Linked DNA regions of Homo sapiens: regions 2 and 3 are each linked to region 1. A link is a loop called in an ENCODE intact Hi-C map of the cell type or tissue named here. Cell type or tissue: PC-3. All regions are shown on one strand.

Region 1 (2,500 bases):
GACTTCTTCATAAAAATCAGTTCACCCATATCTGCTTAAGATAAATATTAAAAGATAATATCTGCTTAGTTCAGAAAGTACAAATACCATCAGGTTCAACAATATTATTTAGATTGCTAAAATTGTAATTCTGTTAACCTATTTAAAAAGAAATATAGATCTATTTTTTAGATGTCAGCTTTTAAGAGAAAAACTCTTTCCTTAAAGTCAGTTAGTTTAAGCCACCCCTTTGTTTTAAAAGAAGTTGGAAGACTTCATATATATATATATGCATATATATATACACACACACATATATATGTATGTGTCTATATACAGCTTTGTCATTAACTAAATGAAGATAAAATGTGAAAAGAAAAATACTTGCAGTATAATTATATTGTTGAGGCAATTCTTATAGTGAAACAGAACCAGGTAATTGTAGAGTTTAGAAAGGGAATCATTCACATTCTCAGACAGTGATGCTTCTCTGATTAGGATACATGCCATAAATCTTTCTCATTCACTAAATTTCTTAATGGATATCTTAATGAAGATAGCTCCACATACCGGTCTCAGGTTAAGTCAGAGGAAGAACTGTAACAGTGATAATAGCTTGCATGTACACAACTGCTACTTTTTCTGTAGTAGAAAATCCAAATTATTCCATTTATGTGGGCTTGAAGTGACGGTAGCACTGAATAATATTGAGGGGAGGAATGACTTCTTAGTAAGTACAAAGATTCTAGAGAAACTTCTATTCAAGCAATGGAGATCAGTAGTGTTCTGCCTCTTTTAAAAACTGAAAGGACAGACAGGAATTGATATAATAGCAGAAGACATTGTATTCCTTGGAAGAATGTTCTAGTGCAAAGTTTTCTGATGGAAGAGATTCTTAAGGCATGAAGTAGGTATGGACTCCTCTCCTCTCCAGTTGAAAAGACAGAATCTGTCAAGCTGGAATCATGGTTCTCAACCAGGACATTTGGGAACATCTGGAGGCCTTTTTGATGGTCACCACTGGGGTGAGGGTAGGGGGTCTTCTGGTATGTAGTGCATAGAGGAGGCCAAGGATGCCACTAAACATCCTATAAAGCACAAGACACTCCCCCAACATACACAGGAAAGATCACCCAGCCCTGCATGTCAATAGTGCTGAGGGTGATAAATTGTGAATCAGAATGATACACAACAAGGATAGGTAAACTTTTTCGGTAAGAGGCCAGATAACAAATCTCTTAGGCTTTGCTGCCACATAACCTCTGCTGCAATTACTCAACTTGGCCTTTGTAACACAAAGTAACCATAGACAATAGTGAACAGGCATGGCTGTGTACCAGTGAAATTTTATTTACAAATACAGGTGGCAGAACCCCATTGGCCCTCTTGCGTTAGTGTGCTGTCTCCCGATAGAAGTCATTTCTACCCTTAGAGATTCCTCAAATTCTTATTTCTCGAATTGGAAAGAATTCCAGTTGGCACAATGACCCTTTGATAGAAGTCTAACTGTAGGAATTACATCCAAGATGAGACAGGATCTCTAGTTTGCAGCAGGAAAATGGAATCTGTAGAATGACACAAATTTTTTAAAAGTTACTCTCGTCTTTGAAAAGAAATACTTTTTTAACTAAGATTTTGCAAAACAGATTTAAAGATTGACGAGCTGGTCAAAAAACAAAAACAAAACAAACAAACAAAAAACAGAAAACAGACAAATGAACAAACCAGGGTACATAAAAACACACTAGTTTTCTAAACCAGAGATGCTTATTTTCTAGCACATGGTGCCATAGAGAGTTGACAAATAGATTCATGGGGTTTATAAACTTGCTGAAACTGAACAGAAAATGGTGTGTGTGTGCGCGTGCATCCTCATATATATGATATTCTTGATCTTCTAAAAATTTTTTACTGCTAAATCATACAAGGTAATTTAGAGAGTATGTTTCAAGAATGAGCTACTTCTCTAAGGCTGCCAGCATAATTAAAAAGTACTACATGATAGCAAATTTGGTTCTACGTCTGGATTTTGTTGTATTTGTTGTTGTTGTTGCTTTTCAGACAAAGTCTCGTTGCGTCACCCTGTCTGGAATGCAGTGGTGCAATCACAGCTCACTGAAGCCTCAACCTCCCAGGTTCACGCAATCCTCTCATCTCAGCCTCCAGAGTAGCTGGGACTACAGGCACATGCCACCACACCTGGCTAATTTTTGTATTTTTTGTAGAGACAGGGCCTCACTTTGCTGGCTGGGCAGGCCTCAAACTCCTGGGCTCAGGCGATCCGCCCATCTCGGCCTCCCAAAGTGCTGGAATTACAGGCAAGAGACACCATGCCCAGCAGGTTCTATGTCTTTGACAGATTCAACTAGTCACAAGTTACCACATTGTTTCTAATCAACAACCTGGCCTCCAATTCATGTCATACTCAATTTGGTCATATAGCAAAGGCCCATTTCTGAGTCTAAAGTTTTGGTACATGCTTAGTATTTATTCTTTGTACTGCCTTGTATGAAAACCGTCT
Region 2 (2,500 bases), 340 kb before region 1:
CCGAGTGTGGTGGCACATGCCTGTAAACCCAGCTACTCCAGAGGCTGAGGCAGGAGAATCGCTTAAAACTGGGAGGCGGAGTTTGCAGTGAGCTGAGATCTTGCCACTGCACTCCAGCCTGGGCAACAAGAGCAAAAGTCTGTCTCAAAAAATAATAATAATTAAGAAAGAAAACACACACTCTCACACACACAACATTTTTTCTTCTAAGAAACATAAAAATATTATTGTAGAGGGAGGCTCAGGATTCAACTAGGCTAATACACCAAGGTTTGGTGCCCCACCCTGTGGCTTACTAACTTTGTTGGTCTTAGGTAAATAAGTCAAGCTTGTTGATTCTCTAGTTCTTTATCTGTAAAATGTGGCTAATGCACAGTAACTACTTCATTGGTCAATAGATCATTTAAATAAAATATGGTACCTACAGTTTGGAGTTCTGCTTATTTCTCTCTCACTTTACTCCCTTTCACCTGGCACATCTGTGCAAAAGTACCCTTTGTGACTCGAATGAAAGCAGAAGGCACCATTTGGGGGTGTTGTTGATGCTTATTTAATCAAAATATCTGCTATTTTTAATCGACAAATTTAACAAAGGAAGTGATATACTGAAAACTCTAAAACACTGACGGAAGAAACTGAATAAAACACAAATGGAAAGATGTTTTGTGTTCATGGATTGGAAGAATTAATATTGTGAAAATGTCCATACTACCCAAAGTGATCTACAGATTCAGTGCAATCCCTATCAAAATTCCAATCAAATTTTTCACATAAGTGGAAAAAACAATCCTAAATTCATATAAAACCATGAGAGACCTTGAATAGCCAAAACAATTCTGATCTTTTATTTGCAATGTGAGAAGCCATTTCTTATGTCAAGATGATAGATTTCTAAAGAAACTATTGAAATAAGTTAATACACTTTTGGCCAGACTTGCTATCTTTTCAGTTTAGATTGGTTCCTGATTTTTACCAATGACCTTTCATTCATCATAAGAGTTGAATAAACCCTGGACTTTCCCAGATTAAAAACACACATAAACCTGGAAGCAGCCACCACAGAATATCACTGTGTAAACATGATAAAATGCAGAAGTAGATCATTTACATTCAATGAGTAACAAGGTATTTGCAGGAATTAACTGTCCTTGACCAGCCCAATTCTGTTCATATGGCTTATGCTTTCACTTTATTGATGCCTATAAATAAACATCTCTTGTCTTAATGTGTCCCGGTTCAGCATTCAGCACACAAAAGGCTATATTTTATAGCTGTGGGCCTCAACTCAACCTCCAGGGAAATTGTGTGATTTCTTTCCTCTTGCTCAGCTTGGCATCTGCTATGGAGGCCTGCATTCCCGAAACTCTCGATTAGAATGAATAATTTGCTGCCTATGAGCCAGTTATCCACAGATTAGCCCTCTGAACCTTCTGTTCCTTTCGGCCATCTTTTTGGGGTTTTCATTACTTTGGAAAGTAGCTATTGTTCTGGGGAAAGAAATGAAACTAATAGCTGTAAAAGCAGAGGTTTGTGTGGGTGGCAGGGAGGGAGTAGGTCTGGAGACAGTTTCTTTCTGTTTTTGCCCCTGGATAATCAGGAGTTAAATATAAAATGCAAAGGCTCCCATGCTTATATTTTTTAAAAGAATTAGATCAGCAAAGATGGCGGTAAACTGTACCTACTTAAACTTTACCAAAGATGGAGGTAAAGTCTAAGTGGAATTTGGAAATACCCTAATAGCTCCTGGTTCCCAGACATGGGGCACTTACACATCCCACATATGGTGCTACTTGCCTGATAAGCATTGTCTCATCTAAGCCTTACATATCTCTGTGAGGAAGACATTACAATGTGGATCTTAGAGGTAACAATATTGAGGTTCAAAGAAGTCGAGCAGCTACCTAGAGACGCACGATGAGTAAGTGGCAAAGCTGAATTGTCTACTCCGAAGACCAGGCTCTTAATCACATTGATGCTATATATAGTCATCCTAGCAATCCAATCTTAGTCAAATCCACATTCTGGCCCCAGTGAAAAATAGCTCAATTTATACAACGTGCTGTTCTTACTCAGTAGTAAATCAGTGGCATTAACTAAGTTTACCTAGCTTTAATTTCCTACATATATGGCATTTTCCAGTTTTATTGGGGTGTTTAAAATTAAAGGAATTCCTTTAAGAACAATTATGAAAGGTTAGATGTTTATTTTTTAAAAAATAGAGATAGGTCTCACAATGTTGCCCAAGTGGGCCTTGAACTCCTGGGTTCAAGGATCCTCCTGCCTCAACCTCCTGATTACCTGGAACTATAGATGTACTTCAGGGCACCAGGCAAGTATTTTTTTTAGAAGCTAGTATATTTATCAGACAGAAGGACAATCAAGAAGTAAAAAACATAATTTCTGTCATAATGCATTTATTCAACAAATACTTATTGAGCACCCATTTTTTTTAAGCAGGCCTTGTTTAGACACAAGAAATGAAATAGTGTATATGACTGAC
Region 3 (2,500 bases), 170 kb after region 1:
ATGCCTGGCATTAAGATGCGGAAAGTAGGAAAAAAAGGAAGGAAGTGTATCCTCCTCCCACCTCTTGCTAGTGGCCAGCTGGAGGTCTTCCCAGGATTTATTTTGTCCTCTCTAACCAGGCCTAGAAAACTGCAGAAGGCCAGGTGCGGTGGCTCATGCCTGTAATCCCAGCACTTCGGGAGGCTGAGGCGGGTGGATCACTTGCGGTCAGGAGTTCAAGACCAGCCTGGCCAACATGGTGAAACCTGTGGTGCACACTTGTAATCTTAGCTACTCCGAAGTCTAAGGCAGGAGAACCGCTTGAACCCGGGAGGCAGAGGTTGCAGTGAGCCAAGATCGTTCCACTGCACTCCAGCCTGGGATACAGAGTGAAACTCTGTCTCAAAAAAAAAAAAAAAAAAAAAAGAAGCATTTTTCCTTAGGCAAGGCTGAAAGAGAAAAGAAATATTCCTGCCTCTAGGCTGGTAGGTAAAGGAGTTTGAAAAAGTTTTATTTAAAATATAGGCAATTTAACTGATTTATTTAAAAGTAGGAGTGGGTTGTGTGAAAAACAATAGATTTTCCTGCACAGAAAAAGAAAGGATCATCTCTAACTTTAATAAAAGTAATGACTCACCATTGCTCAAATTTAGAGAAAAACAAGCTGTCTGTATGTCACACATTATTTCCTGTCTATCCAGATGAGAACAGAAGCTCTTCAGTTCAGCTGAGCCAACCAAGAACGTGTCAATTCTCAGCCTTATTACCAGCTCTTCTTTATCTTATCTTTGAAAAGTCAGGCCAAATCCAAAAAGATACATCTGTTCTTCTACCCTTGCAACAGTAAAGTCATGGGAGCAGGGATGTAGGAAGCCACGGCAAGGAGGTCTCCATCCAGTAGGTGGCCCGGGATGAAGGCCGTGTTGGGGCTAAACCACACTCTGGAATTCTGTCAGCAAATTCCTCGCTGTGTGAACTTGAGCAAGCCATTCACCTTTCTTAAGCCATTTTCTTGATATTTCACAGAGACTCACCAAGTATTCAACGAGAACATGTAAGTGAAATGCTTCACAAAATGCCTGGTAAATAATAGATGCTTAGAAAATGGTAGAGAGAGAAAAGAGCAGTCTCTGCCCTTTAATGTACCTGTTTTTGCCCTCAAATCTAGATGCCATTCCTATAATTTGATAACTTTTCCTCAGACTTTCCAGAAGTAGAATTCCTTCCAGTTCATTAACAACATCCTCTGTCTCTTATACTAAGGACATATTTGGCTTCCTTTTGATTGCATAAGTATTTCTTAAAAGACACCTTGGGAGAGATGACATGTTTAAAATGCAGTGGAGTAACCTGCTCATAAACTCTGAGGCCCTGAACAAGGTGAGAACATGACAAATGAACAGGGATTATGTGCTGCATCGCACGAGAGTTCCAAAACAGGAAAATTGACTTTACTGGGTGCGGCTCTACAGTCATATAACATGGTTTACAGTTTAAAATATCGACTATAAAAGCCAACTCAGAGTGAGTTTTGGGTTGGTCATAACCACTGCAAAAAAAAAAAAAAAAAAAAAAAAAACCATTCACACTGAGAGCGACCTTTATACCTGTTTGGGTTTCTTAGTAACTTATTTTAACAGATTGTCTATACAAGATGGAGTTTTATGACTGGTATCAGTTCAAAGGTGGAGAAAATGTGAACCAAGTGTGTTTAGCTATATTTTCCAGTGCATTTATTTCTCATGAAATGTAACAACAGATGGACTCCTGGAGTATGGAATTTCCTTTCTTTTCGAAAGGAATAAGTACCCAACAAGCAAAAACTATAAAATGAATGTCACTGTTCTTCCAATTGTCCCAATGGGGAAGATACTGTTTAAAAAGCATTCACTCCAGTTAGCGAACAAAAAATAACAACCTGTACCAAGCCATTTTCTTTCCCCCAAGCCCATTGTCTCTAAAGATGCTCATCTTTCGCCTTCAAGCCCTTTTCACAGGTGCAGAAACGTAAAATGCAGAAATGAAGTCTAGGACTATAGATTGTCAATCAGTAAACAAGGAGAGATGTGAGAAATTAGATTCTGTCATAGAAACAAATAATCACATTGGGAGAGTGGAAACGATGATTATTTCCTTGCTAATCATCCTCCTTGAAAAAGATACCTATAAATTAATATGCATTTGATATGGATTATTTTTGACCCGTATGCATTTCAGGAAATAAAAACTGGATTCAGAAAGGCCTGTGAGGCCCAGTGCGGTGGCTCTCACCTGTAATCCCAGCACTTTGGGAGGCCAAGGTGGGTGGATGACCTGAGGTCAGGAGTTTGAGACCAGCCTGGCCGACATGGTAAAACCCCGTCTCTACTAAAAATACAAAAATTTGCCAGGCGTGGTGGCACGCACCTATAGTCCCAGCTACTCGGGAGGCTGAGGCAGGAGAATCACTTGAACCTGGGAGGCGAAGGTTGCAGTGAACCGGGATCATGCCACTACACTCCAGCCTGGGCGACAGAGCAAG

The links. Peaks named below come from ENCODE experiments on the same cell type or tissue, not always from the same donor. Only the 100,000 strongest peaks of a DNase experiment are listed, where the experiment ranks them.
Region 2: a loop joins it to region 1, with 6 times the contacts of the local background. A loop is called at or near these places in 4 of 110 quality-filtered maps.
Region 3: it touches region 1 in a loop (7-fold over the local background); 2 of 110 quality-filtered maps call a loop at or near these places.

What each region holds. Positions count from the first base shown.
Region 1 is chr13:73,335,739-73,338,238 of GRCh38, reverse strand. No RefSeq gene overlaps it. Among named protein-coding and RNA genes, the nearest start is that of LINC00392, 230 kb to the left of the region's middle. In PC-3, no CTCF peak of the experiment used is centred here; a DNase peak (open chromatin) is centred at 1,278; H3K27ac peaks cover 2,500 bases.
Region 2 is chr13:73,671,390-73,673,889 of GRCh38, reverse strand. No RefSeq gene overlaps it. Among named protein-coding and RNA genes, the nearest start is that of LINC00393, 11 kb to the right of the region's middle. In PC-3, no CTCF peak of the experiment used is centred here; a DNase peak (open chromatin) is centred at 1,099; H3K4me3 peaks cover 533 bases; H3K27ac peaks cover 2,500 bases.
Region 3 is chr13:73,170,411-73,172,910 of GRCh38, reverse strand. No RefSeq gene overlaps it. Among named protein-coding and RNA genes, the nearest start is that of KLF5, 110 kb to the right of the region's middle. RefSeq lists an enhancer at 2,493-2,500. In PC-3, no CTCF peak of the experiment used is centred here; a DNase peak (open chromatin) is centred at 1,430; H3K4me3 peaks cover 630 bases; H3K27ac peaks cover 2,500 bases.